Linked DNA regions of Mus musculus: all the other regions are linked to region 3. Evidence: chromatin loops called from intact Hi-C (ENCODE). Cell type or tissue: heart. All regions are shown on one strand. Each heading gives the region's core, and the rest is flanking DNA. Links, peaks and the distances in the headings are about the cores only.

Region 1 (10,214 bases), core at 4,974-7,473, 49 kb before region 3:
CCCTAATTATTTTTAATAGACATTCTATAACGAATGTACTTGGACCTAAGGGTTTGTAGTTTTGGTTTGCTTGCTTGCTTGTTTGTTTGTTTGTTTGTTTGTTTGTTTGTTTTGCAAAACAAACAGCCAACCCAGCATTGTAACCAGTTCTTTTCCTCAGCAGGGAACAAAAGGGTGGGGGTGGGAGAGCTGTGCAGGAAGGACATCAAAAGCTCTCGCTGGTCATCTGGGCCAACCTTCCATGTGCAGTGCATGTCCTTGCTATCTGGTCTCTAACAGATGGTCCTCAGTTCATCACAGCCTCCCGGGATACTGAGTGAGCGGATGGAAGCTCCAAAAACATCCAGCAGGGATAGTTCGTGGCAGCGAGAGTCAGTGGAGTGTGACTGGGTGGTCAGTACAGACATTGCCTTATGAAAATCACTTGCCAAGCATCTGATGGCATGCCGTCAGCTCCTCTTCCCCATAGTGGGAGGTCGTAATGCAGGACATTGTCTTCTAAACAGAAAATCCAAAGTTTCCCAGACACAGCTTCTCCTCTCGGCCCCAGGAATCTTATCACGGTTCTTTGTAGTTGGTAACTGTGTAAAATCTCCATGAAATGGAGGAATGACCAAGACTAGTCAGGTACATCTAGAAGATATAAGCTACTGAAGCCAGGCCTACTGTAGTCTGAGTTAGACTTAAGGACACTCAGATACAAAAAGAATCACACACACACACACACACACACACACACACACACACAGTTCCAGATATTCTAGGAAAGGTGTGTGCAGTCACAAGGACTATGGCCAAGGTACTGGGTCACTGTGTGAGGTCTGAGAGCCTTCTGGATTGGGCTCTGCCTTCCAATACCTAGTTAGCCCTCTCCCTGGCCTATAGAATCCGTCACAAATAACATACGTACTTGCGAACATACACTGAATGGCAAACAGCAGACTGTCTGCAGAGTGCTGGCTGGCCACTAAAAGTCATAGGAAGAGCTGAGGTAGTTGGTACCCTTTCCTTAGCAAATACACACTACAGTGGGGTGGAAACAAAGAAACCTCACAACTGTGCTGGGACGATGAAGGTTCATGAGAAAGTAAGCAAAGCATAAGACTTAAACTCAGAAGGCCACGGTTTGAGAACCAACGTTCTGCTCCCCAAAACTTTCTGTTCCTAGAGGAGTAACAGCCACCATACTAAAGCTGTAAACAGGGAACCAAAGGCTCCAACCATAGCTGTGGACCACAGCTTCTTTTAAAAGTATAACTATCAAAGATGGGTCTATGCGCTTGTACTTTCTGAAAGCCCTTTAAATAACTCTGATCTATGCCCATGTTTAAGAACTACTTATACAGCCAATTAGGATATGTTTCATGCGTCTATATAACATCAATATCTGTTTATATTAAAGAATCATTCCAAGTACGGATGTGAGAAGGGGAGTGAGCTATTTCTCTAGAGAGGTTCTGAAGACAAGGTTGAGAAACCCTGATCACCTCAAGCAGGAAAGCAAACTCCACTCCTGCACCATTAACAGCCTGTCAACAATGGAACCTGGTGCCTGGGAAGTCAAGATTCCTAATAAATCAAATTTATTAGGGATAATGAAAAAAAGGGGGGGATTCCCACATGGATTTCACCCTGATTGGACTACCCTATGAAGAGGTCATACTGAGAAACTGTTTAATCAATATATTGATAATTAATGACGCCATTACTTAATCATCCCTCACTTATGCCTGACACTTGTACATGGGGTGCTTCTGTTAATCTTGGGGACCACACATTGAGGAAACTGGTTTTGTTCCCTTTCCTAGCCAGAAGTCCTAGGTCTCTGCTCACACCATCTATACCGCAACCGGGTTTGTTGCAGTAAATCCAAATCCCAAATCCATTGAGAAGCCCAAGCTTGCTCCTGTCCGTACTCAAGCTAAACCCACCAAAACGAGATTCTGCACTTCTCTCCATCAGAATCCTTCCTTGGGCTGTCTGTATGCAGAGCCCTGGTCCTGTGGGCATCTGGCACTGCTGGCTGTGTCTTCTGTTAAGAAGAGCTTGCTTCTCTTAATCCCTTCCCCAAACACTTCTCCAGCAAGTCATGCTTAACTAAAACCATCCCTCTACAGCGGGAGACTGCGCACTGCTGTCAAAAGCAGGGTTCTGTGAACTTTAAGGTCTTTCTGTGGAGAAAGAGTTGATCAAATGCAGATGTAAAAGGTAACAGATGAGAAGGTAACATGTCCTCAGTACCCCCACCTGCTGTACAATGCTACCTTGAAAGCCACTCGTGGTCTAACCCCTCCCCTGTCTGGAGCCCCTCCCCCCACCAAGGGTGGGGACTTTGTCATTACATGTCATGGCAGTAACTGCTATATGGAAAAACTCCTCACAGTTTCTTTATTACACTCAGTAAATGAAAATGGGCAGAAGATCAAAAAGCCCCGACTGCAAGGGGGGAAAAGTTGACTCGGAACTCGCGATGCTACAACTTTGTAAATGGAGACAAGCCAAGTAACCGCACCAGGCACCTGTGGGTGCAAGGTGTCAACGCTCCATACCTCCAGGGGAAACTCACAAAAGCATCAGCCTGAGGTCCCCACTAAGCTGCAGGGAAAAGATAAACAGGGAGCAAGCAGAATCTTTATCTTAAAAGAGCAATGCAAAATTTAAATAACAATGGCGATGCTTCCGCAAAGCAGCACGTAATTGCTAGGCGTATTATATGAAGACAGAAGGCAAAGTCACCGTTTGTCTTCAGCTATATCCAGTGCAGCACAGGCCTGCTAGATGGCTAGAAACAATGATCAAAACCCCACTTAAAAAAAAAATCACAGCTAAACATACCCACTTGAAAACATTTTATCTTGTGTCGCTTTTATTTCAAGATGACAATCTGGGCCGCGAGCTCGGAGTCCATCCAGTAACAATTCAGGGCTTCATGGATCATCAAGATGCATTTAAAAGTCAAGGTAAAACGGAGTCCTCACTCTTCCATTTAAAGGAAAAAAAAGTTCATATGGCAAATTTCAGAGGGATGTAAATTTTAGAAAAATCTATGTACGAAAATCCAGAGACCAAAAGCCAGCACAGGGCAGACTCTGTCTTCTGCTGGGAGAAACGTAAATTAGTACAACCTCCCTATGGGGCAGTTTGGCAAAGGTAGCAAATTGTAAAATGTATTATTATCTCTTTATTGTAAATGAATTGCTGGGTCAGAGTATGGCAGGCACGGGGAAGAAATGCATTCACCAGGACAGTCCTGACAGGAGTGCTTATAATTCCAAATAACAATGCTAATGATACCAGGAACCATTTAAATGTTGCTAGCTGGGGGTTTGAAGAGTCAGTCAGGGTATGGAGGGTCCGCTGAAACAGGATGGTACAAAGACACTTCTGGCTTACTGTTGAATGGAAGATCGCATCTGGCAGACACCATATATGATCCCAGTTGCATGCAAGTATTTGGCCATGTGGATTTGTGGGCCGACAGGCCTCAGGAAGCTACAGCAGAACACTGCTACTCGTTGTCTCCCAATGATGAAGATGGAAGCCAATGGTCTGCTGCTTCCTTCTGTAGCTTACTTCTGTCCAGTATGCCTTTTTGTTTCTAACAACACTGTTGACACAGCTAAAAATGCACACCTGGCATTTACAGACCATTCAGCTCTATGCAAAGTGTTGTATTCTCTTCACCCAGAACCCAGATGCTCTGATTCTGGAATATTCCAGAATACCTCCATGAAACCCACCTACTACCCTGGCTCTTCCCTACTTAGGATGCCAGTGATACATAGGAGAGTTATAAGGCTCTGCCGCCCTGGGAAGACTTGCACAAACCCATGGTTTGCAAACCATTACACATCTTTCCTGAATTCTTCCCTGTCTCCTAAGGACTAGATCCTCCTGCTGGACAACCAAACTCACCCCCAGCTAGAGCCCTAGCTGAAGAGGGGAGTAGGATTTCAAAAATCAGGTAGCCATTGTTCCTAGGCACCACCTCCCACAAACCCCAGAGGGTCTGAAGGCCAACCATTTCTTGGTTCTCAGCTATGGAGCCAAGGATGGGGAAACCTCTGTCTGGCATGTTTATCAGGGTGTGGAGGCCAGAGGCAGCTGAGAAGAGAGGCCTGTCAACTGACCATCATCCACTTCACAGGATATACTTCCTACTACCTGGCATCCCTCAGACGGAAGAACTGTTTCAGAAATCACACAAAGCTTTCATGTCTGGGGTATATACCCAGAGGTCTCGAGCTCAGGCATGCATCACTATTTCTCAAGCAGGATCAGGGTGGGGGTGGTAGCTTTCAGTAGTGCTTACTAAATGCAAGGCCCTGGGGATATACACTATCCTAGCACCAAAGGAAGAAGAAACCCCAAAGCAAACAGTTCTAAAACTCTATACCACCTGAAACCCAAGAAGCTAGGAGGATAGCTCTGTTTCCCAGCTTCCAACAGTTTCAAATGGTCCTCGGAAGGAAGGAAGGAAGGAAGGAAGGAAGGAAGGAAGGAAGGAAGGAAGGAAGGAAGGAAGGAAGGAAGGAAGGAAGGAAAGGGGTGACTCACGCATTAGAACCCCCACTGTGAGCCAAGCATAGACTCTTCCTAACAGCCCCAGAGCAGACAGAATGGTCGCTCTCCACCCCATTAAGGTAACAAATACAAAAGCCAGCTGGAGGGCACAGGGCACTATAGGGTGGGAGAACTTATCTACCTTGGCTGTCTGCGGCACACACAGACCAAGTTTATGTGGGAGTCAGGAAGGACTGTATCTTTCTCCCCGACCCCCCCCCACTCCCACATTATTTTTTCCTCATACTTTGGTTTCAACAGTTTAACAGAAGGCAGCCACTACACAGGGTTCTTCTCCTCCCTGAATAATGAGCTCAGAGAACACCCTGGAAAGATCAGGGTTCACAATGCCCCTGAAGGGTTTCCAAGAACTAGCCCTCCACGACTGGCTGGAACATCACAGCGATTACCCTTGCAGGAGATGTATATAATAAAAATTGAATGCTGTAGCATGAACTTCATACATACTTGTCTTCTTGGTTTGTTCGTCAGAAATAATTATCTGTGCTTGCTTTCACGAGAGCACATATTTTATAGGGTACATTAAAATTTAATGGATTTTTAATAATATTGTAACTACTGCAAGAGAAAAAGTGGAAAAGACCACACCGCATATCTTTGTTGCGTTTTTTGATGGTTTGGCTTCAGGACCAACCGCCAACGAAGAGCTAATTTGGTGGGGAAGGGAAGGCAGCGGAGGGTAAAAGAGACCCTGTTGGGGTAGATGTCAAGACTCTGGGGTTGACTTCTAGCCTGGGGAAACTGGGTTGACTGACAGGAAATCAAGGAGGGCAGGGGACTCCTATATGACAGATCCTGCCTTGATCTTGGGCAAGTAGGGAATCCTGACCAGACATAAAGGGAGCTAGTGCCAGAGAGCCATAAGGAAGATATCTCAACCATGGGAAATCACTTGTGGGGGCCTCAGCCAAGAGGATATGACTCTAGAGCTAGAAAAGATCTGCAATACTCAGAACAGACAACAAGCTGACGCCCGTTCTACATTGCACAGAATTTCACAATGAAAAGGTTTGGGCCAGGTTAAAAACAAAGTCGATGAAAAGGGTCTGCCCTTCAAAAACCTGCTGGGTTTCAAATTTCGTGTGTTTAGCCACTTCTGAAAACCATTCATTCTTTTGATTCACCCCAGGTTTTTATTTTGCAACAGATCACAGGTTGAAACAAGCATGGTGGTGGTATGCCTGTGGACCTAGCACTTAGAAGGTCTAGGAAAGGAAGATTAAGAGTTCAAGGCCAAAACTAGACAATAATCTGATCTACATGAGATTCTATTTCTAATAATAATAATAATAAATACAATTTAAAAACCCACCACTGTATTAGCTTCATTCTCACAATGGGCTGCAAACTCACATATGTGAGCTGCTTACAGCACAGTATCCTCTGGTCCAGAGACCACAATGAGGTGGATCTCCTGGTGTCTTGTGGGAGCCGCCTATACAAGTGACCAGAACTATTGGCCAGGGTCTCCAGATGTGTCACCAGAATGGAGAACAATAATCAGTTTCTGGCCAAGAAAAGGAGCACGTGGTACCCTACAACCAATTAGATGTCCATGGCTGGCTGACTCATCCACTCTGTCAATGCACTGCCAAAAATAACACCTTGCCAGAATGACATTTCCTAATCTTTGAAAAGTAATATCCAAATTAAAATGGGGAGGAGGGCTTAAATGGTAAACGATGACTGTGATTTATCTCCTACTGCCACATCTTGCTTGGGCACATTTTTCCATGACATCAGTCTGGGCCACAAGCAGGATTAACAATGACAATGTCGACTGGAGAATGAGATGGATTCGGAGCTCATTAGCCCAGAGCTGAGATCATCTTCTGCCTTTTGGCAGGGCTGATACACTGAGCATGTACATACCTGCTCAGAGCCTTGCTCACTTCCCTCAGCTGTGATGACGGGCCCAAGAACACCTACCTTGAAGGGGTGCTGCAAGAATTACATATTTATAGATCAATACAAGCAATCAGCTAAGTACCTAAGCACATAGAAGACATGCAATTAAACACGGCTGTTACAGGCCTAGAGGTGTAGCTCAGTGGTGAAGCACCTGCCTGGCATATTCAAGACCCTGGGTTCAGTACCCAGCACCACAGAAGAAAAACATGGGTGGGGCAGAGGGAGACAGTTGATGTTTTAAAAATCTGGTATGGGCTACGTTGACAGCTAAGTCAGCCAGGGGCTTGCTTGCCTCACAAACAGAGAAGGACCCCCAGTCTGGATTCCCAGCACCCATACAAAAAAGCTGGTGTAGTAGTACATGCCTACAATCCCAGCTCCCAAGAGATACAGGAAGATCTAAGGAGACCTGTCCCTCCAACGAATCAGCAAGCTCCAGGATAAGTAAGAGAAGTGTTGAAGACAGAGCAAGGCACATGACTTTAATCTCTGGTCTCCACATGCACACATGCATACATATGCCTATGCACATACAACCAATGTATAAAGATGCAAATGCTAGACACCCAAAGTAAAGTGAAAACTGAGGTATATATTCAATATCAACCTCTGGCCTTCACACATGCACACAAGCACCTGATCAGGTACATAAAAACACAAAAGAAACTGCCTGGCATACATTACAATTTTGAACTGTATGCACTAGCAAAATACTAATGTTAAATAGTATTACTATTTAATATCCAACTGTTGACTAGTAAGTTAGTGTGCATACTTAAGGCCCAGGAGACTGAACACTGCCTATGGTCCGTCCTCTACGTGCCATTTCACCAAACTGATGGTGTTGGTTAATTCATCTCAGTGCCTATTTTATGTGTTTTGAGGAAGGGGGAAGCAACAAGAGAGAATGGAAAAGAGGAAAAAGGGAGACAGGAAGACCAATACCAGTCTAGAAAGTCCTGTGGATCTGAGCCTGTCTCTTATTGATTCTCCAGTCTCCTCGCAGCCCTGGACACGCAACCAAGCCTCCCCCATGATCCCTGCCCACGCCCTACACACACGCACACTGCAACTAACTACAACTGAGCTAGTAAGTCAGTGTAATCACATGACCTCCCCATGTCAACACGGGCTTCGGCGGAGGGCACAGGACTGCCACGGGGCCATTAAGCGAGGACATTAAAAACGTTGATGTAGCTAAAGCGCATTAACCTGTGGAGGAAGCCAGGCTATAAGCTGCGGCTCTGCCGACATCATAAAATGTAAAGAGGCCTTCGTAATGGAACTGATATTACAGCCATTGATATAAATTATACCTCAGAACAGGGGAGAAGGGGGTGGGATGTAAAAATGGAACAAGTTCAAACTCCTTTTATTGTAATAGTCTCCAGTTGAGCATAATCACCAAAGCTATAGTGCGATACGATTGCCAAAACTAGACAAACATCTGTGAGATGGATTCATCTCAGAGGGGAGGCCAACAGCTTGTTATCATTAAAGCGGCGATGCTCGCTCCGCGACTGAACTGCAGGCCGCCTTGTTACTGCGCTTACAGAGGCAATTGTACCAGATGTTGGCAACCATCTTCAGATAGCTGACAGGCACCTGCTGATGGGGAAATTACGCTCCTCATTGGCCTCCCTGATTTGGGGAGTTAGGGGGCAGGAGTGACCTTTGCACATGTCTCGTGATGGGCACTAATTACATATGACTGAGAGATGGGATCAGCTTCCCGGACAGGAGTTCACTTCTCAAGTGAAGATCCATGAAGGACCAAAGAAGTGATGGAGAGAAGGTAGGGAGGCTCAGAAGGAATCTAATTAGGTCCAGAGACAGAAAGTGCGGTGTACGATCAACTCCCTCAGCAGGTTGCTCCTGGTAACGGTCTCTGAGCCTTCAAGAGATCCTAAATTTGAAACATGGCTATGGACATTAATCATCATTAAAAGCCAAACAGGCAATTTTCTAACCATGTCATGCTGACTCAGATGGAGACAAAGGCCTGGAGATGGGGGAAGAGCATGGACAAGAGAGATAAATATACCCATGCCACCACAGACAAATAAAAAGCATGACGAGCCCATAATTCATGTTTTCAGCGCATCCTCCAAACATCAGCCAGGAGTTATTTGACAGATATGAGTCACCCCACAGCCCATGTAGCTGACCCAGGCCTACTTAGCTGAGGGTAAACTCAGAGAAAGGTACCAATAAGGATGCAAGCAGAGGTTCTGGGTCCTGGCGGGGCACTCTGTCTCCTACGCTGAGGAGGGCAGTCCACGGAGTTTCAAGGATCAAGAGATGGTTGGTTCCATCCTGGAGAACTAGCACTCTGCTGACAAGGTCGAGATGGTGTTTTTGCAATGACGACGACGACAACAACAACAACAACAAAGTGCTGTCCAGGCCTCTCAGCAGGCCACAGAGTTAACTCTGAGCACGGAGCAACTCTGCTTTCTTGCTTGCAGGTGATCAGAGCTGAACATGAGCACCCTGGTACTGACACTAGGTACAATACAAGGACACCGGGTACTGACAACTGCTCTTAGAGAGAGGTGATGACTGGGACTAAGTAGTAATGGTCCCAGAGGTGATGGACAGGCCCAGCCAGGATACAGGGCGTCCAGATAGACAGAACAAGTCTACAGTGATATTCCAAAGCCTCTGTCTCATCTTGTCTCATCTCATCTCGGACAAGGGTCTTGAATATCCATACATTCCTTGTCTACAAAGAGAAAAGCCCTACATGGTCCTAGTCACAACCAAATTAAGCAGCTTGCTACAACAGACATAATATCCTCCGCTAAAGGCCCAAAAGGAGTTTACAAAACCCTAAGTAAAAGAAAGCATGCTTCTTTAACCTGCAATTAAAGTTGTTCTATGTTCCTAACCAATCAGGACTCCCCTACTCTGTTGAAAAACAGAAAGAGAAAGGGTGCAGAGAGAGAGGGGCGGGCAGGGGGGTGGGGGTGGGGATACTGTCAAAGTTCCCAGCACAGTAATGACAAAGTTTCAGAGAACACTTACCAGAGAATACAGAAATCAAGGCATCAATTTAATTTCACACTCTACCTGCCTTGGACTAATTTGTGTAAATTACATTTCATATGAAGAACCTCGGCCCACGTGACCACAATGGAGAAATGAGCAGCTGGCATCAAATCGAGTTTTTTTTTTTCAGGTATAAATACATAGCCCCTTTTTAGTATGTTGTTAGCTGAATTCATCTCGGGCTTTATGTAACTATCCCCAAATGTTAGTTTACCCCTTCTCCTCAGCCCGTCAAGTAGATGTCATTGTTTCTTGGTTTTGTTTTTTAAAAAGCAGGCATACTGAGCACAAATGGACCCATGTGGACGCTCCACCGCCCGTTCTTTTATGAGAATGTTTATTACCAAGTTCTCAGCTCATGGGTGTTGAGTTAGCAAAGTCAAGGAGCCATTTCATAAAGCCTAGTGAAGTTTCCATTCGGGCCTGACACATTCAGAAATGCAGCCAGAGAAACTGTGTGAGACAGCACACATGTCCCTGGGTACAGTCCTCTAGCTGGTGGCTGTTGCAGCCATCCAGAGCACTTCACTTGTCCCTAAATAGCAATACCTGGGACCATGCCCAAGAAGCAGCCAGGCCCCTGACCTTTGCTCCTTGCCCACTAAAACATGACTGGCAAGGGCCAACCTTTCCTTCCCCTGACCCCTGTCTTTGTGACTACTCAATAA
Region 2 (10,214 bases), core at 4,134-6,633, 73 kb after region 3:
CTAACTTGGCCCGGGAATCTCAAGGCCCCTCCCACCAGCGAGGAGCTGCTCTGGAATTCACAGCACACACCTGACTTTTATATTTCTACAAGCACAGCAGCAACACTTAACTTTCAGTAGATAATTTCCCTTTAATCAGGGCCTCAGTCAAGCCCTGGCCAACTGACCCCATCAGACGGCCCCTCTAAAGCCTCGTCTGCCAGGCCGCAGAGGGACGGGGAGAGCCGGGAAGAGGGCAGCAGAGTCTGACAAGCCAACCTTTTTCTGAAAAAAATAAATAGTTCATTTTGAATAAAAGTCTAATTCAGCGTGTTCAGGAAAGCCACGTCCTACGATGGATGGTTCTGTAGGTGTCGGGGACAGCTTGTGAGCTTGGAGCCAAGTGCTAGAGGCACCAACACAGGACCAGAATAATGTCACTAATGTCACTATAGTAAAAGAAGGTCCTGCCCTGAAGCGCTGCAGAGATGGGAACACAAGCCCAGGACATGGTTGTTTCCACCCTACCTTTCCTCTCCCTTAAGCAACAGAGCAAGGGGGGTGGGGGGTGGGCGGTTGTCAGCAAAACACCATACAACTCGAGAGCACTTACCTGGTCACCTGAGGCAGCCCGAGCTTGGACCGTGGTCCATGTGCGTTTCCAGGAGCCTCCCTGCTCTTGACTCTACAAGCAAGCAGGCTCTAAATTATGCGGAACGGAACCTCAGAACCCGGTCAAGGATCTCCTTCTCAAACAGAAGCCGCTTTAACGGGCCAGATCAATGACTCTCAACCAGAAAGCCATGCCCCCCGCCCTTCCCAGGAGACACTGAGAGCCACACCAAGAGTGTAGGGTACACTGGAGTCTCAGGGCAGAGACCCAGGGACACTGTGCTTCCCAACCGACCCCCTGCCTCATATCTCTCCCTTTCTATCCCACCCTATAGGTTTACCTGGCCCCAAATGTCAACTGCACCGCAGCTGTGAAACCCTGGGCTAGGGCACTGCAGGTAATTAAACATTAACACTCTAACTACCCCACAGCCTCCCCTGTTCCTTCTGTCACCACTTCCCACTTCTTACCCAAAGAAGCAGGAGTTACCTGCCATCCATGTCATCTTGTACCGACCCATCCCCAGCTAACTAACGGTCTAGGCACCAACTGAAGCCGGTGACCCTGTAGATACCGCTCAGGGACAGGACCCAAGAAAAGGAGAGTGACTCAGGGGAGGCTGGGACTCAGAAAAACCAGTCCTCAATTCCCCAGACACTAGAGGCTAAAGAGATCTGCCGGGGAGGGGAGGGGAGGAGGGGAGGGGAGGGGAGGGGAGGGGAGGGGAGGGGAGGGGAGGGGAGGGGAGGGAAGGGGAGGAAGATCACAGCTAACTTGCAAGGACCAGAAACCAAACAGCACACTGTGGCTTCCTGGCCCAAATCACCAAAGTGACCAACTGATGGAGGTTTGGTTATAACCCAATCTCCCTGTCCCAGAGACAACAGCTAAATCCAGACTAGCTGAAAAATCAATTCTGGCTAAAGCCCTATTGGCTGGCAGGCTTTGCGCAAGGTCCTCTGGAGAGCACCTCCCCTTCCAGGAGCCACTAAGTCTGATCATCCTCATTGGACAGGTGGCGTACGTGAGAGGATCCGAGGGTTACATCGGCTAGCCAGGTCACAGTCAGGGTTCGATCCCAGTTCGCACCACCTGTTCTTCTTAGAAGGGAGAAGACAACAAAGAAGGAAGCCCACACAGCTCCTGAGACCAGCCCCGGCCTACACTCCACTCCACAGAAATAACCTGACCAGCCTCAACTCACTCACCCAGGGGGCAGGGACCACTTACAATCCTTACATCACAGTAGTCAGTGGTGCCTCTGACTGGCTATGGTCTGGGTACAAATGCAAAGCCGGCCCCATTCATCACTACAAGAACAGGTACCCCATGGCCCCTCTACAGGGGGCTGGCACAGAGTCCACTCAACTGCTGATCAGCCACACAAAGGTGGCTAAGAACCAGGCAGGGTACCCAAGCTATTCAGAAGACTGAGGCTAGAAAAGACCCTTTGGACGCTCCTTTAAGAACAGAGGCAAGAGGGCTGGGTGATGCTTCTGCAAACGGGCAGAAGGTACCACCAATCCCTCCTGGACCACAGCTCCAGCTTCCCACCCGTGATTGGATAGTGAAGCGTCCTCTGAACCTCAACACACACCAATAGCCAGACCTGGGGTGAGGATACTGGCAGTCCTCTACCCGCAAGGCACTCCCAGTCACTCTTGCCCCTACACACCTCCTCAAGGATAACTGAGCAGAAACCATGAAAGGAACGACCCCCAACTCCAATATGGTGGACCATCCAAGACCAGGTGGCCCAGCCAGGCAGGATATTCCTAAGGACACCTTTCACCCTTCCTCCCGAATTCTACCAGGTTACTCCTGGTCTCGAGGTTTTATAATAAAGGTTCAGTTCAACAGGGAAAAATAAAATAAACGCTTCAAAACCCCTGATCTGAAGGCTACTAGGAAAGACAATGGATCTGGGAGAGATGGCAGGGGGTTGGGGCAGGAGAAGGGCTGCTTACAAAGCCTGTGCCAGGCAGCTGTTCCCAGCAGGCCGGCCTTCCTGTGGCCTCTACCTTTGTCAGGTCCAGCTGTTCTCTGAGCATCTAGTCTTAACCCACTGACTGCACACAAGCCTAACCCCAACTAGGTACTTTAACAAGCGCCCCACGGCCCTCCCACACTGCCCATTCCTCCATCAGAACACACCTTGCCCTTGCAGTCTTTTTGTTTGTTCTCTTTAAAAGGCCTGGGCAAGTTTACTGGGAGGTCATTTTGCCTCAGGAAACGAGCAAATTAAATTGAGGCCGACCGAGGGCTGGGAAAGGCACTCCCCACCACATTGGCGACCTTGGGCCCGGCAGTTTTAGGCAGGAAAGGTCACCAGCATGAGGCCCTTTGTTTATGGAACCCGGATGCTGGTGATGTGGTCACCTCCAAGGCGCACAATTAACAACAGCAGCAGGCCAAACTCCTTTATTGGTTACCTCTGAAACACTGCAGAAGTCAGCCTAACTTCTCAAGGAAGGGGCGGAAAAGAAAAGTGCTCTCAGCAGGAGGGGGAAGCCAGGGCTCCGCTTATGAGCAATTAGCAAATCAATGATTCTCAGAGACGCCACCGATTTAGACTAGGAGCTCTTAGGACCCTCGAGGAAAAGGAAAGGACACACAGCTTCCGGAGAAGAAACCAAAGTTTAAAAGAGTTAAGTGCCACAAACTACCTTCAGAGCTTGCCCACCCAAAAACACTTAAAAGGGTGTGCTCAGTATGAAGATTAAAAGCTACTTCAAAGTTAGCTCCTTAAACGCCAAAAACCAACGGAGGCTACCGCTTGGTAGTCCCATGGGTCTACATGAAATTATTCTGTCTACATAGTAGGATCTGGAGAAGGCACTGAATAAGAGGAGAAAGGGCTTGCACAGAAGGTCCCCCTGAGCCACATGACCCTTCACTGACCCACAGCAGAAAGGGAGGGGCATCACACAGGCCCCTCCTCCCACCCCATCCATGCAGGATGAGAAAATATTGATCTCCCAGACAAAGAGCCTGCAGATTTTTTTTTAAAGAAATAAACCCCTTCACAGTCCCAAACACCTGTTCAAGAACTCAGCTCTACACGACAGAAAGCACTCGAGGGGCCTCTGCTAAGGGGCAAGCAATGAGAAAAGAAAACATTTCTAAAAATACAGAGGCTTGCTGGGAAAAAAACAGGGTTCCGGGGCCACAGAAGTTCGTAGAAAAAGTTCAGGAACTGTTCCTGTAACTGGGCTTAAACATCTCGTTCTAGACCACAGAATTCAAAGCAGCTACACGCAAAAGCTTCCCAGACATAACTGGGAGTTCCCCGGGCTCCTGTCCACTGATAATGCACACAAGCCTTCCCCTGGTCTCTCCTTCCCACCCGATTACTCATTTCCCCGGACTCCCTGAAAAGACACCCCTCTTCCCTCCCTCCCTCCCTCTCTGCCTCCCCCACCCTTTTTTCTCTCCCTTGCCCACCCTCCTCTCTGTACCAGGAGAAGCAGAAATGATGATTTAATGTGAAAATACAGTTGTGCAAACCCATCCTAAACTGCTATATTCTGCCCAACTGCATTGCATGATTGCTGGCTTGGTCTGGATTTTGCCATATTGCTCTCTCCGCCCTACTCAGCTGAGAGACAGGGCAAAGGAGAAACACTTTCTTATCGGGAACATCGGTAACCCTGAGTGCTCCCTGCAAAAGACAATCTTGGGACTCTGCTAGTTCACCTGGGAAATGAAATGGGGAGAGGGCGCAGCTCCAGCCCCTCAAACTCCCTCTTCCCAAACTCAACCTTACTGCTTCATGTTTATCTCAAACAGGAAGGCACTTTCTCCAAAAGCTGGAGAGAAATACTTAGGAGAAAGGAAAGATTAAATAAGCCCTAAAGGACACCAGACTTACTAGTTTTAACAGCAATACATTGTTACCAACTTGCCCTCCCAGGGTAATAAAGGAGAGCTTTGCATAGCAGATGACTGAAGGCAAATATTAAACGTCTGATCAACTTTAACTTCTCTCTATACCAACAGCAGGCTGGACCTGACCAAGTTCAGGTTGACAGCCAGTCCCCTGAGAGCCAGCACACCCAGTGGGAAAGATGACATCACTGAGCCCCAAGTTCTTATCTCCATGGTGATGGGGGGGGGGAACTATAGTAGACAGAAAAAACAATTCTGGTAAATGAAAAAACTTTCTTTGCATTATCTCTTACAATATTTTCAAATTCTGTTACTAGGGTTATGTGTAGATGGAGGTCAGAGAATGACTTTCTGGAATCGGCTCTCCGTCCACCTACATGTGGGTCCTGGAGTGGTGGGTGGCAAGTGCTTTTACCCACTGAGCCATCTTACCCTCTCCTCTTACAATGAAATGCTTTTTTAATAATGCAATGCTTTTTAATTTAAAAAATTACATTATGGTGTTTGGTGTGTGGTAACCGTCAAATCTCGCCTCTCTCCTCTCCTACTTTATCATAGCCACTTAAAGACAAGAAACTTTCCAGATCTCAAAACAGTCTGTGACTGCACAGCTGCAGGGAACGAAGTTGTCAAGAGGAAAAAAAAGGGCACGTACACACCTCAAAAATACATACATAGAACACCCAGGTTTATTTTTTGTTTGGAGTGAGAGACGACATATCAGTTCAAGTGGATTTCTGGGCCAGCAGCTGTACTGCACACGTCATAGGGGGGTGGGAAGAACGCAGGCCTTACCCTCAAGGACAGCTGAACTGAGGGCTTCCTCCAAAACCCTGCAACCCAGCGTCACCAGGACAACCAGGCAGGGTTGAGGGCACAGCCTGGGCAACTCCGATGACTGGATGACTCGTGTGGTACACGAGGGAAATGCAACAGAGGAAAAAGGAACCTGTATGGAGTCACTGCTCGACTAGAGGACTGGGCCCCTTTTCAGCATGAAGAAAAGAAAAGAAAAGAAGAGGGGAGGGGAGGGGAGGGGAGGGGAGGGGAGGGGAGGGGAGGGGAGGGGAGGGGAGGGGAGGGGAGGGGAGGGGAGGGGAGGGGAGGGGAGAGGAGAGGAGGGGAGGGGAGAGGAGGGGAGGGGAGGGAAGGAGGGGAGAGGAGAGGAGAGGAGAGGAGAGGAGAGGAGAGGAGAGGAGAGGAGAGGAGAGGAGAGGGAGAAAGAAAGAGAGAAAGAGAAAGAGAGAGAGAGAGAGAGAGAGAGAGAGAGAAAGAAAGAGAAAGAGAAAGAGAAAGAGAAAGAGAAAGAGAAAGAGAAAGAGAAAGAGAAAGAGAAAGAGAAAGAGAGAGAAAGAGAAAGAGAAAGAGAAAGAGAAAGAGAAAGAGAAAGAGAAAGAGAAAGAGAGAGAGAGATATCTTGGGCCATGCTGATCCGGGAACTCGAAGCAAGATGCTTCCCTGTAGAAAGCCTGGTCCTCTAACACACTTCGTTCCCCCTCAAGTGGCTATTTTTCTTGGTACTGAGTACCTTTAATTTTTATTCTCTTTTATTTTTACAAATACAGAGCCTGCAACAGTTCCTAACTGAAGGACCGCTAGCTGGGATGGAAACACAGGCCAGCTGAGACTGCACGGTAATGCTCCCTGCTTAGGCCACCGTTCCAAACTCGCATCTCTGGGATAGAAGGCCAGCCCAGCTGGGACAGGAGGAGAGTGCCACTAACTCTTCCACCAGGAGTCTGAAACAATCCGGGCCTAGATCCTTACAGACACACTACCAAGGGCCGCCTCAGAAAGGGCGCCGCCTCCTTGGCTCTTTTGACAACCTTCACGGGGCAGGCCCTCCCGCCCAAGCTCACTAACTTAGCTTGCTCAGGAGCAGAGTGCTTCTCTCTGTGGGGGCCTGCCTTCTCTGCCTGTGTTTTTCTATTTCTGCTTCAGGGGATCTGGAAGAGTCTCTCCTTTACCCCTTCCCTCCCTTCCTTCCTTTCCTTTGTATCTATTTGCGCATGCTCTTTAAGTGGCTTCAGGCTTGGCATTCATCTTAAACACACCTATAACGGATCAGGGACTTGAAACCTGTTTCTGGTTATGACGGACAACTCAAGCCCCCCCCCCCCACCCAAAGTGGGAGGCAGGGGAGTGGGGAGGAAAAGTTACAGACTTTTTAAAGGGTCTGTGACATAAACCCATTTCTGGGTACTACCCATAAAGGAAGCACTTCAGCCCCAGGGGCTGACAATCCAGACTGAACCCGGGTGGCCTCAGCTTATAAAAGTCCCAGCCACTCACTTGGGAAAGTTCACCGGAGGGGATTCCATCACTGCTGGAGAGGGCTTTCTACAAGCTTTGGTGAGTGTGAAAGGGAAGAGGAGAGGGAGGACGAAAGACCCTCCTCCCCCTCCTCCCGAAAAGCAAGCCCCACACAGTGCACACAGCTGCAGGAAGATTAAAAACATTTTATTGTTTAATGAGTAACAGAGGGTTGCTGGACATGGGCAATTTAAAAATCAAATGCCACTCCCGACACAGCCATTTGCAGTTAAAGGTGAAATGTGGTCCTTTTAAAGCAGAATTGTCCCCACCAGGAGGAGGACTGTGCACTGAGGGACCCAAATGCCCACCTAATTATTAAAGCTGTCAGCTGGCCACCCCAAGTAAGTCCCTTCCGTGGACAAAGTTCCCTGGAAGGAAAAGTCTCACCCCCACCCGGAGCGTAAGGAAGCTCCTGAGAGGAGTTGAGTAATGTCATCCAAGTAAAACAGTCAATTATAAAACATTCCAATAGATTCTCTAAGAACATCTACCTACGTGACAGAGATTTACACAAACCTGAAAGGCACGCGGCAATATTTCCCCTCTACCTCCTCCCTACACTTCCATCACAGGAGAGGGGGAGGAAGCAGGGAGCCGAGGAGACGCTGTCACACAAAATCAATTGTGAGACCCAGTTACTTATCCGACATCCCACAGTCCTGAGAGACAAGCTGGACGCACACAAGCACACCGGCATGAGCACACACGCACGCACACACTTCTTTATTGCCTCGGCAAGAATTATGGCTCAAGAGGCCGGCACTAATTTTAGTATCAGATTTATTATACAGCAGGGGGCAGGAATTCATCAGAACTGTCCCGTCTCCATATACCTTCCGGACTGCTCCTTGCAGTAAAAAAAAAAAAAAAAAAAAAAAAAAAGAGAAACATCCTGGTTTACTAATGTTGCCCACTCCTGCTGCTATAGACCACCAGCCTGCTTTCTGAGATGGTTCAAAGCCCTTCCTGGATGTTCCTGAGGGCTCGCTATGACGAAAGCACACGTCCCACTTTTTGGTTAAAATATATGTCTGACAGCCCAAGCAAAGACCAGGAAGCCCAAGGTGGTAAAACAAGGGTATCTCCTGGTGATCAGGAACTGCACCTGAGAGTCAACTCTTCCCCTCTCCTTGCTTTGATCTCAAGGGAAATACAGAAGCAAGGAGGTCAGCGAGGGGGCAAACTTTAAATGCTAATGCCCTGTTGATCTCCTCAACCTCCGTTCCTGTGCTCTAAATGGATGGAAACTGCATTTTCAGGTTGTTTAACTAAGGCTTTATTACCTCTCAGTTCAGATCAGAGAAACCTTTCTTCTTCTTCTTCTTCTTCTTCTTTTTTAATTTGGCCCTGCCTTTTCTCTGAGCTACCCTGGCTTTCTTGTTGCTGGCCCCCACGCCCCCTCCGACCCCTTTTTTTTTCCAAAAGGCCTGGTAGGGAGGGACCAAGTGCTGCCTTTTGACCTAGCCACCTCTCTTGTGTAAAAGCAGTGTATGTTCCTCTGGAGCAACAGCCAACTGCAGCAAGGCTGTGGTGCACTGTGTTAAAAAAAAAAAAACAAAACCTCTGAAAGCATTCTTTGAGCCCCCCTCCCCACCAAGCCTGTCACCAAGGCTGATGACCTAGGTTGGATACCTGGGCCACACAGGTGAGAAAGAACCAACTCCACGAAGTTTGTCCCTGACCTCCACACGGCATGCTATGCCATTCAAGCCCCTCCCCCAAGCACACATCCTAGACAGGCGAAATAATAAAGTGTTTAAAATACGTAAAAATATAAAGTAAGAAGGACTGTGCCAAGGTCCAGCTGAGGGGTTACATTCAATCCCGAGACAGGAGCATGTCTTCCTTGAGTATCATCACCCCTGGTCTCACGCAGGCAAGGACCAAGTGCTGGTGTTGGCTTTTGACCGGACCACTTCTCTCGTGTAAAGGCAGTATGTGTTCCTCTGGAGCAAGGGTCACATGGGGCAAGGGACACAAGGAGTCCAAATGGCCTCACACCTTCAACACCCCCTACTCTCCAGCCAAACAAACCACCACCCTCATCCGACTCACAATGCACCTCGGAGCCACCTCCTGGTCTACGCTCTCCACAGCCAGCCATCCTTGCTTCCTCGGATTGCTGCAGTAACTTTCTTCCCTAGCACACATCTGCCTGGATTCTCAAAAGATGCTTCCCACACAAGACTGTCAGGAGTCATCTTTCCCAAATTCAGACCAGCCTATCTCCACGCCAATCCCCCTGTGCCCCAGCCCTCCGCCCATATCCCACCTTAGCCCTTAAAAGGATCCAACCAGTTCCTTTCCCAGCCTCATTGCTAATCTCCTGCCTCCCGGGCAGCCCAGACACCCTGACTTTCCTCAGTACCTGGAACACCCCTTGGTCCTTCCTTCCCCAAGTCCACCCTATCATTCAGTCTTTCAGTTCAGCTTTAATGGTCTCGTCCAGGAAGCCCTCCAAAGCCCCAACAGGATGTCTGCCTCTTTGTTATGATGAACATCTTTGTAGCATTCATGGGAGCCAAAATTCAGTAAGGAATCACAGGAACACAGGCTTGCAAACTCTACCAGGCAGCCATCTTTTCCACTGACTCCCTAGTCTTACCCACACCCCACCCAATACGGGCCCACTCTAGCCTGTTAAGAACTAAGCACCACACTCCCTAAGAACTTAGCACCACCATTCCTGCTCTTGGGTACCGCTCCTTCCTCTAGACCCGGGAGAACCGGCTGCCCTGCCGTAGGGAGACTCCCTCTGTGCAAGCGTATTCCTCTAGCGTCTGAGCCCAGAAACTTCCACCCAAAAGCAGGGATGGGCGAGCTGGGAGGCATATTCCTCACGATGGTTGAAACCACCTCATCAAGCAACCGAGGTCTAGCCCAGTTTCTAATTAATATTAACCCTGCAAATCAGAGTCACGCTCAGAAAATCTTGGATGAAGAGACACAGGGCGGGAGGGGAGTCTCCAATTTTCTTTTTACTTCATCTGGAAAATTAAGAGCACTGCTGATTTGAACAAGAAACCATCAAGGAAAGCAATCACAACCCCACACGGCCCATAACTCCATGAACTTGGACGTGTAACCTGCCACTTCCACGAACTGAAATTAAAGCAACTGTGGGCACGAATAGCAATGGCAGGCGCGGACGGGGCTGTCTCTCCCCTCCACTCTCAGGAAACTGTAAAGACGCCTGGAGGAGAGATCCAGCATGAGAGCTTCCTCTTTGTCACAATAAACCAGCCGAAAACTAGCCAGTGACTTTCCACAATGGTGCCCCCCGAGACTCCCCAAAAGGACGATGAATAAGGCAACAGACTCGGAGCCCCAAAGCAGGGAGGGGCTCTCAGAGACCCTCCACTCCCAACCTGACACTTATTTGCTGTTTCTGTATTAATTACAATAAGCTGCTTCATAG
Region 3 (10,214 bases), core at 3,426-5,925:
TATATTTTTAACATCAGAAAGTACCTGTTGCTTCTTTGTATGATGAAATAAATAGAGAACAGGTGTGGTGTGCTTTTCTGTTTATCCGAACCTACTAAGAACAGAGCTGCAGGGGGATGGGAACACGCTGATAAGCTTGCTGGTAGTGAATACGAAGGGGGGGGGGGGCCAGTTATGAGGATTGGGGTGGGGCTTCCCTCAGCTCCCCACTCTCCTCTTCCCACACCCATGTAAGAGCTTTCTCAGGACAGTTACACTGTAAATTATGATTCAGAGGAAAGCTATTTCCAGCCACGAACTTGGGTAAATGTTAACCATGTAAGCTGCTTAGGCAAGTAAGTAGGTTAGTGTTCAGAAGTTAGGTAGGTCAACAAGCCCCAGAGAGAGGCTACCAAACACACTGAAGAACAAAATGTGGAAAGTCAGGGCCAAGTGGACCAAGAAACTCAAGGCTGAAAACTCAGCCTTGCCTAATCAAGTAGCTCTGGGTCTTTTTCTGATTTTTGTTTTCCCCCAGTGCTAGGAATCAAACCTATAGCCTATAATGCATGTCAGGCAAATGTTCTACCATTAACCCTTTTATTTTTAGAAATACTCGTTGATATTTTTAAAAAGCTAAGTTCTATGCTGGCTAGTTTGTTGTTAGTCTGTTTGGTTTTTTGGTTTTGTAAACTTGACACATGCTAGGATCATCTGGGAGGGAAGACTATTAAATTAAGAAAATGCTTCCATAGGACTGGCCTGTGCGCAGGTCTGTAGGACATTTTCTAAGGTCACTGGGCTGGTGGTGGTCCTGGGTCTCTAAGGAAGCAGGCTGAGCAAGCCATGGAGAGCAAGCCAGGAGGCAGCATCCCACCATTCATGGCCTCAGCGTCGGCTCCTGCCTCCAGGTTCCTGCCCTGTCTGAGTCCCTGTCCTGACTTCTCTCAGTGATGGACTGTGACCTGATGAAGTATGAGCTGAAATAGACCCTTTCCTCCCAAACTGTTTTCTGCCATAGTGTTTTATCACAGCAATAGAAACGCTAATCAAGCAAAGCTAATATCCCAGATTTATGTTGAGAGTATAAAATAGCTCCTTTTTCCCTAGGGGAAGAATATGATCTGAAAATATATATTTAAATATATATTTATATTTAAATATATATTATATTATATATAATATAAACACACATATTATGGATATTTAGGGTTTTTTTTGGGGGGGGGGTCGAGACAGAGTTTCTCTGTATAGCCCTGGCTGTCCTGGAACTCACTCTGTAGACCAGGCTGGCCTTGAACACAGAAATTCTCCTGCCTCTGCCTCCCCAAGTGCTGGGATTAAAGGTGTGCGCCACCAATGCCCGGCAGGATGTTTAGATTTTTAAAATATCACATATTAGTGGTCATATAATTCTATTACCCACTCATACTGCATGTACACACATACATAAAAGCATCTCTAATATATTCACAGTGGCCAGCATGGTGGCTGAGGCAGGAGAATTACTTCAAATTCAAGGCCAGCCTGACCTACTTAGTGAGATTCACAGCAGCCAGGGTAACATAGTAAGACCTGTCTCAAAAACAAATGAACAAATTAGCCATAGTCTTCAACCCCAGTCATGTCACCTGATATACATACTATAAAAGGTGACAGGTATGTGAGTATATTGATATACCAGTGTTATTTGTAAGAAACTGTTAACAAGTTAACCATTCAGTAACAGGAGTTGACCCCACCAAGTATAATCAAGTATAATTCTAAATTGCTATACCATTGAGACAGTAAAAACTTTGTCTTTAGAAAATGGTGAATGGGGCTGGAGGAATGACTCAGCGGTTAAGAGCACTGACTGCTCTTCCAGAGGTCATGAGTTCAATTCCCAGCAACCACATGGTGGCTCACAATAATCTCTAATGGGATCTGATGCCTTCTTCTGGTGTGTCTGAAGACAGATATAGTGTACTCATATAAATAAAATAAATCTGAAAGAAAGAAAGAAGGAAGGAAGGAAGGAAGGAAGGAAGGAAGGAAGGAAGGAAGGAAGGAAGGAAGGAAGGAAGGAAGGGAAGAAAGAAAATGGTGAATGATATGCAGAAAGGTTCATGATACAGTTATGAAAACAAACCAGCAAATGACGTGTGACCAAGCATGAATGCATGTACAGATACACATATATCCATTTCTTTTTTTTGTCTTGACAAAAAGAAAGAAAATGCATAAAAGCCTTAAGAATGGTCGTGTAGAAATGGTAAATGGAGGGACTAAGGGCATTTTACTTTTAATACTGATGGCTTCTCAAAGTTTCCCACATGTTTCTGTAATTGGGAAGAGGGCAGGAGCAGTAGTCAATGTTCTAAGTAAACAAGCCGTAGGAGGCTCTCTGCTCTGTAAATGTCGAGACTGGATTCGAGCATGTTCTCCCCCTCGTCGATGGAACTTGTAATGTGACCCCATCCGCCGTAGGAATGAAGCAGACATTACGCACTTAGCGCATTTGTAGGCACGAGTGGTGCGTTAAGCTGTTTTTTAATTAATTAATTTGAGTCATGAGCATTTGAAAGTGACTATTTTATGGAGCTGAAATTTACATTTATCTCCCATTTTAAAGCCCATTTAGCAAATTAAGAAAGGAAACGGCAACACTCGGGGAAGTTACCGAGCCTACCCGCGTGCATCGTGTGAGAGCAGCTCCGTTGTGGCGCACTCGAACAGGGCTGTTCTGCAAGACCTCTAGAAAATAGCAAGCGCTGTACAAAAGCCTCTGTGAAATACTGTTTTCATCAACAGCCTGGCTGCCTGTGTCTCCATTGTGAGACATCACTGAGGCCCAGACAGCTCAGTGATCAAGAGCTCTGCCAGAGGTCCCAAGTTCAACTCCCAGCAACCACATGGTAGCTCACAACCATCTTTAATGGGATCCGATGTCCTCTTCTGATGTGTCTAAAGACAGCTACAGTGTACTCATATACATAAATAAATCTTTAAAACAAAAACCTGTGTTAAAACCCCTCATAAGCATGGAGAGGGTACTCAACCATCACCCAGTGTTATAGGGGTCTCAAATCAGAGCAGGTGGTCAGGGGAGACTTCTGAGAACCCACGCCTAGACCTTGATCTCAGAAAGAGGAAAAAAAAATACACTAAAGAGCAACCAACACACTAAAGAGCAACCAAGACAGGGGCCGGGGCCAGGGCCAGAGCTGGGGCCAGGATTGGGGGCGGGGGGGGGGGGGTGGTCATCACTGCAAACCGAAAGCATTCATCAGAGCCCTTTCTCCCACTGGAATGCTGGGATACTAAGACCGGTCGTTCTTTCAACAGGAAAGAAAAGCGTAGGCCAACTCTTGCTGGCTCGCTCTGCTCCTTCGGCACAGTTTACTGAAGCGTGTGAGGCTCTGCCTAACATTTAGGATATTTTGATTTAAAATGCAAACAGCAACACTGATAAAGATCGTGGCGCCAAAGCGGGCCCTCGAAGGAAAGGGCACACTAACTCCCCTCCTTCTAACCCTGGATCTCACAGCTACCTAAGCTGACGGCTTGAAATTAACTCATTCAGTTAATAATTCAAAGCCATGGGCTGGACAAGTTTTAACGCCTCAATGTTGGTTTATAATTAACCCAGACCGTGGTGTTCTTAGGTGTTTGATTTTTAATTAGTCTATTGATTAATCAGTCTGGTTAACAATTATTTATTTCTGGGGCCCTTTACTGTCTTCTATTCTTGTTAAGGGAGGGTGAGGGTTACCCTGGCTCCTTTCTCCTCTGAACCCCTCCAGATCACAGTCCCATCATTCTCTAGGGACACTGTAGATACAGTATTGAGACCAGAAAGGAAGCCTGCCCAGCCTGACACAAATGAAGGTACCCCCCCTTTTGTTCATCTGTTATCCTTGGTATCAGATTCTGCTCGCAGGAGCACATGAAATGAAGGAACTCACAGAATGGCACCCTACCCAGGCACAGGCTGGGCCCTCTCATCCCTTCCTTCCCAGTTCAGAGCTAATTGACATCTTGTGTGAGCATTGCATCATGTCCCTTTGCAAAGCCAGAAGCAACTGAGAAGGTGCTACACGCCCCTGCCCCCCCCCCATCTCTCGGGGGACTAACCCAAAACAAATTACTCAGTAATGGGAGGGCCCCTCTCTCTGGCAGAGGCCCACATGTCTGTCTGTTCAGCAGTTTCTTGCCTGCTCTATTTGTAGGGGTTGCAGGGGATCAGAGAGGTCACCACCTCTCTCAGGGTTACAGTGCTCTGTAGCACACAGCTGCTCAGAACCCACACTCCTCCCCGTGACAGAGGAGGAAGCACAGTTAACAACAAGGCTGGTGACTGATGCCCGTTGACGTTCTGGGGTGTCCTCCCTCGACGATCACAAAAAATTAACCCAAGACACCAGCACCAACACCAACAGTCCACCAGGGGATCGAAGCAGGTCCTACCTAGGACAAGTTTTCTCAGCATTCAGCACTATGTCACCAAATGACCAGGAGGCAGCCCAAGATGGAAATCCTTGGTAGAGATTTCCTTTGGAAAATTCCACTGTATATCCATGAAAGACCGATCTTAGAATTCTTATGGAAAAAAAAATTATCTTTACAGATCCCATGCAAGGGTGTCATGGATAACCAGGGGTCCTGGACCACAAAGCAACTCCTCTGGAAGATTCATGTATAGGACAACTCTGGGCTGCAGGAGCCCCTAGGACCTGGGTGAGCTGCTTTAACTTCTTCCTCTCTAAACTCAGCTAAAGACCCGGAACCCTACAGAACCCAGTGTGGATGCCCATCATTGGATGATTGCATCTGCTGCTGGCACCAATCACAGAGCTGCCCAGGCCTACAGGGTACCACACAGTTGGCGGAAGTGCAGGGACCCATGTGCCCAGGCCATGCCACAGACAACCGCAACTGCATCCTTCAATGAAGCTCCAGGTAAAAGCAACTGGGCGTGAGAGGGATGGCAATGTGTGTGCAAGGCTTCTCCCTGGTGCCTTTCAGGTTGGGATTTAGCATCTTCGGGCAGCTACCCACAGGTCCCTTTAACAAGCCTCGGGGGGGGGGGGGGGGACTGGGAGCCACACTGTTCCTAGCCTACAGGAATAGCCTCAGGGCAGCAGCAGGAAGGGCTGTTCCCGTTCAGGAAGCTGTGTCCTTTCTGAAGACCTAGAACCCTGGCCAGGATGGGAGCCTCAGAGTCCACTTGAAATACCCTGGGAAAACACCCCTCCCCAAACTACATCTGTACTCCTCCTCCATCCAACACAGCCTTCGAGTAATCCCCACCACCTGCCGGTTTCTCATTTTCTCTCTTGCAACAACTTAAAATTTAAAAGAAAAAAAAATTTAATCACAATTCAGGAAAACACACCCACGCATCTTGCTCACTAAGCGTGAAAGCCACCACTCCCTCGCTCAACTCAGCCCCTGCTCCACTTCAGAGAGTGGAGGAGAGAGAAATGTCATTTGACACCACAAACGCTGCCTCCTTCTCAACCTGGAGGCCCCACCTGCCGGCATGTTTGCAAGGCTAATTCCAATCTCACTATTTGAATACACTTGCAAGCTGGGAAAACAAGCCAATAGTTCAGAGGATCCAAGGCAAACTCCGTCTGACAGCCCTAGCCCCGACGGCTGCCAAGACTGATTGACTGGCTGGTTATATTTAGAGGTGGAGGAGGAGGGGACATCAAACAGTGTAGGGCCTCCCGAACTCAAGAATGCTGTGTTGAGAACGACAGACTAGCAAATAAACAGCCGACAGCCATTCGGCTACATCATCTGGCATCCGCAAGGCACAGGCTCGCCTCCATAAACTACAGGGAATTTCAAAAGCCACCCACACCATGGCAAAAAAGAAACAACAGGCAATTAGGCCAGGTTCTGCCACAGCATCCTCACAGTTCCTCTTTGGCAGCAAGTAAACAAATAGATATGATCTAATCCTTGCTCCCCATCACCTCCGTATTCTTGCTCTGAGACAGCATGATATGGAGCAAAGACCAAGCCAAGGTTCCATGGTACAAAGAAAACCTTCTGTTTTAAACTTGGCCCTACCAGGATACACTAACATACTCCCTTAATCTCATCCTTCCAGAGGCTAAGGCAGGAGGGTCACAAGTTCAAAGCCAGCCTGGAATAAATATAGAGAGACCTTATCTCAAAACAATAATTATTGTTGTTATTATTATTGTTAATTAGGGCAGGGAGAAGAACTTAGTTGGTAAAGTACTTGTCTTACAAGCACAAGAATTCTATCCTCAAAACCTGTGGGGTTTTTTTTAATTGTTGTCATTTAGCTTTTTATTTTATTTATTTGCTTTTTTTTTTTTTAAGTTAGGAGTGATGGCTCATGACTGTAATCCCAGAATTGGAAGGCAGAGGTGGGTGGATCCCTGGAGCTCAGACACTCTGGCTAGTTCCAAACCAGTAAGTGACCCTGCCTCAATAAAAAGGTGAAGAGTGTCTAAGCAAACACACCCTCGGGCTTCCACACACGGACAAACACGCGTGTACCCAACACACATATAAGCACCAATGGAGGTACAACACCTAACAGGTCCTATGCTATTAACTATTACATGGAGAGGTAGAGTGAGCTAAGTTTTATTTCTCCTCTCCTCTAAAAGACAGAAACAGCAACTGAGTCTAAACAGAGATCGGGATTGTTATTTACAACCCCCAACAGCATGCTTTATAGCATCCTAACGGCTGCTGCACATACGTGATCCCTTCATAGGACAGTGAGGAACGGAGAGGAGTCAGAGAGACTCCAGAATAAAACTGGAAGCCATCAGAACCACAGGCCTGACTCTAAGGTCAGTCAGGATAGATAGTATCCATCACAGGGAGAGTCTCTTCACTCAGTCAGCATCTGAGACGCTTCAACGCGCCAGGCACACAGTACACAGGGGGCTGTGACATGGCTGGGCCACAGTTCAGTAGCAGAGGCCTAGTCTTGCGTGTGCAGAACCCTGGGTTTTATCTTCAACATCAGGGAAGAAAAAGGATTCGGATACATATACAGGAATAAAGCAAAGAAACAAGAGAGGATAAGAAGCTCCCAACACCAGAGGAGCAAGAAGTGCTCAAAAGAATGCAATCTGCTAGGATGACATTGCAGCTTTCTCCCCCTGCCCTGCCCTTGACTCTCCTAGACTTTGAGCCTGCCAACAGGTGCTGCTGTCCTAGAGAGGCTCCTCCACATTCATGCTGAGGTATGCCTTCCTGTTGCACTCACAGATGCGACTGGGTCTGGCTTTGAGACCACCCCACTCTCCCTCTAGAACAGCAGTTTTCAACCCATGGGTCATGATCACGGCTTTGGAGATAAAGTAATTCTTTCACCTAAGACCACTGGAAAACAAAATTCATAACAGTAGCAAATTTACAGTTATGATGTAGCAACAAAAATAATTTATGTGGGGGTGGTGTCACCACAACACTGGGAACTGTATTAAAAAGTTGCAGCGGTAGGAAGGTTGTGAACCAGTGTCCCAGAGTACCTGTGCCAGGAGGTACCACCCGGGTACCTACCTGTGGCATCTGTGATATCTGTCCCCATAGTCCCGGTGCTCCATGTGACTTCCCCTCCCCCTTTCCAAGGTCCCCTGAGCATCCCAAGAGCACAGTAAGTGTCCACGGACACTAGCTAAGATGAATGAATACCCACAGTTCACAGACTATGCCCCGAGGGAACTCCCCAGAACCGCATGCCTCAGTTTCCCCATCTGCTGACCTTCAAGGGTGTGTTTGTGTATGTGCCCTTGAGTCTCAATAGAGGATTGGTATCTCTGAATATAACCGGATCCTTGCAAACAGCAAATGTTTTCTGTTAAAATGAAAAGTCAGTTCTCTGGATATCAACTGCTGACAGACAGGAAGTGCTACAAGGCCTGAAAAACAGACGGGCTCTGGGCTGGATTTTTGTAAACTGTTTTTGTTTTAATAAACTGAGGCTTTTGTTTTGTACCAAAAAAAAAAAAAAAAAAAAAAAATCTAGTGCTCTGACGGATGAAAGCCAACAATGCTAAAAAAAGAACGGGTGGGGGATTGGGTGGGGGTGTTGGGAGGTGGGGACGACAATGGAGGGACAGAGGAGGAGCTGTGGAAGATAAATGGCCTAGGCAGATCTGAGCAACAGATCCAGGTTGACAGAACACAAAGCACATACAGGACCCAAGTGTCCCCACTGTTCGGTTGTTAGCACAAGACCACCCCAAGTGGGGGCTCCGGGCTTGAAGGACGGAGGGGGGTGTGGCACTCAAATCCAAGGACCCAGCAGATGCTGGCTTTTTAGGGGCTGACGAGGGGAACTTCATGGTTTCAGTTATTTGGGTTTTTTTTTCCCCCTTGTGGCCTGGAGGATAGAGAGGGGAAGGGGGCTTCACAGAAGTGGCGGTCAGCGCACGGGTGGGAAACTGGGCTTAAATGCAAAGCCATTAGAGAAGCCTAACTTTTAATTTATCAATTAGACACCATCTGTGGATTGTGCTCCTTGGAATAACTGTTGAATCTGACAACGCACTGCGGCTTCACGAAGTTTCTGCTGTCCTTGATGCTGTTTAATTAAATTTCTGCACTTAACTCTGATTGCACCACGGCAAGCCTGATGTCTTCCTTCCCCACATTGGGTCCCTCGGCCACCTGCTGTGGCGGAGCCAAGCCTGTTTCCAGAGCAGGGGGAAATATGTATTTTCCTTGATTTTTTGTTTTGTCTTTTTTTTTTCTTTTTTAAAAGCCTTGTCTTTTCTGAACCTTCACCCGAAGGACTCAGTTCCTCTGCTGTAGGAATGGGCACTGTCTCTGGACTCAGTCAGCCCAACCTTAGGCCTACCTGTACCACCTCCGTGAGATCTTTCTGTTCTTTTTATTATGTCTCACTGAGTTAACAAAATTCAGTCTCAGTTAGCAAGTGCAGGGAGAGGTGACTTAAAATAGAACCAAATAAATGAGCATATAAGCCAACAGAAGGCAAGCGTCAAGTGGCCTCTGCTCCTGACCCTGGAAAGGGAACTGCAGATCAGCACCAGGTGGGGGAGCCTCCAGGCCCCGCCCACGGTGCAGGGTCCAGCTTTAGGTACAGCCAAGACCTACCCAGGACTCTCCTGTAGCCTTCGCTTATAATGTTTTTGGTGACAAAATAATATAACAGCGGACCACTCTCTCACTTCCTGTCTCCACAGACCCAAGTTTCCTTTAGAAATCTGATAGGAGGGCAACCATACAATCTTGGTTCCTTGTACTTAGCACACTCTGCAGGATTCTTCTGGATGCTTCGACAATACTCCATCCTATATGTTTGGTTTACTTTTCCATTAGTTGATGGATATTACCTGGTTTCTACCTGTGACTACTACAAGCAATACTGTAATAGTGATCACGGGTGTTCAGATACCTATTCAAGTTCCTGCCTTCTTAATATGGTGTGTGTGTGCGTGAACACATAGCACATACATGTCATATAACATCTCTATGTCCAATTATTGAGAAAACACCATGGCTGCGCCATTTATATTCCCACCAACATCAAGATGCATTCCAACAGCTTTATTCTTTTTTAGTTTTCAGTTTTCTGGGATTTATTTTATTTTACATGTGTGAGGGTTTTGCCTGCCTGTATGTAGGTGCATCACATGTGTGCCCAGTGCCTATGGAGGTCAGAAGAAAGCATAAGACTGGACTTACACAGGTTTGTGAGCCACCATGTAGGTGCTGAGAATTGAATCTTGGTCCTCTGCAAAAACAGCCAGTGTCCTTAACTGCTGAGCCACCTCTCCAGCCCCTATTTTTCTTTAAGATAGAACCTCTTGCATCCCAGCCTCAAACTCATGAACCCCTTGCATCCCAGCCTCAAACTCACTATGTAGCTTAAAGTGACCTTGAGTACTATAAAGTGACCTTGAACTTGTGACCCTCCGGTCTCTACCTCCTGAGTTCTGAGATCACAGGCATGAGTTGATGTCCCGCTGGGATTGGGACCCAGGACATTGTGCCTCCTAGGCAAGCACCACCTTGAGCATTGAGCTCCACCTCCAGGCCTGTTTTGGGAGGAGGGACAGGGCTTTAACTTCTGTTGAGGACCACAGCCAGAGCCTCATTCACCTCGGTGTTTTACCGGCCTCCACCCCAGACCAGCAGCTCTCGTTATTTAAACAGAAACTTTCCCATTACGATCTCTATTCTTGGGCTGAGCACTGCCATTTCCAGGCCCATTCTGAACCCAAATA

The links. Peaks named below come from ENCODE experiments on the same cell type or tissue, not always from the same donor. Only the 100,000 strongest peaks of a DNase experiment are listed, where the experiment ranks them.
Region 1: a loop joins it to region 3, with 2.3 times the contacts of the local background. A loop is called at or near these places in 6 of 42 quality-filtered maps.
Region 2: a loop joins it to region 3, with 1.8 times the contacts of the local background. A loop is called at or near these places in 3 of 42 quality-filtered maps.

What each region holds. Positions count from the first base shown.
Region 1 is chr11:88,564,703-88,574,916 of GRCm38, forward strand. All of the region lies in intron 6 of Msi2 (musashi RNA-binding protein 2), which reads right to left. Among named protein-coding and RNA genes, the nearest start is that of 0610039H22Rik, 49 kb to the right of the region's middle. In heart, for the core only: no CTCF peak of the experiment used is centred there; a DNase peak (open chromatin) is centred at 6,089.
Region 2 is chr11:88,687,285-88,697,498 of GRCm38, forward strand. All of the region lies in intron 5 of Msi2 (musashi RNA-binding protein 2), which reads right to left. Among named protein-coding and RNA genes, the nearest start is that of Msi2, 26 kb to the right of the region's middle. In heart, for the core only: no CTCF peak of the experiment used is centred there; a DNase peak (open chromatin) is centred at 5,287; H3K27ac peaks cover 2,089 bases.
Region 3 is chr11:88,614,851-88,625,064 of GRCm38, forward strand. The region is part of intron 5 of Msi2 (musashi RNA-binding protein 2); the gene reads right to left. 0610039H22Rik (RIKEN cDNA 0610039H22 gene) reads left to right here and starts at 4,401. Exons shown (of 3, transcript NR_131025.1): 1 at 4,401-4,920; 2 at 6,322-6,414; 3 at 8,460-8,576. In heart, for the core only: CTCF peaks have their summits at 4,411 and 5,483; DNase peaks (open chromatin) are centred at 4,111, 4,861, 5,121 and 5,571; H3K4me3 peaks cover 710 bases; H3K27ac peaks cover 2,500 bases.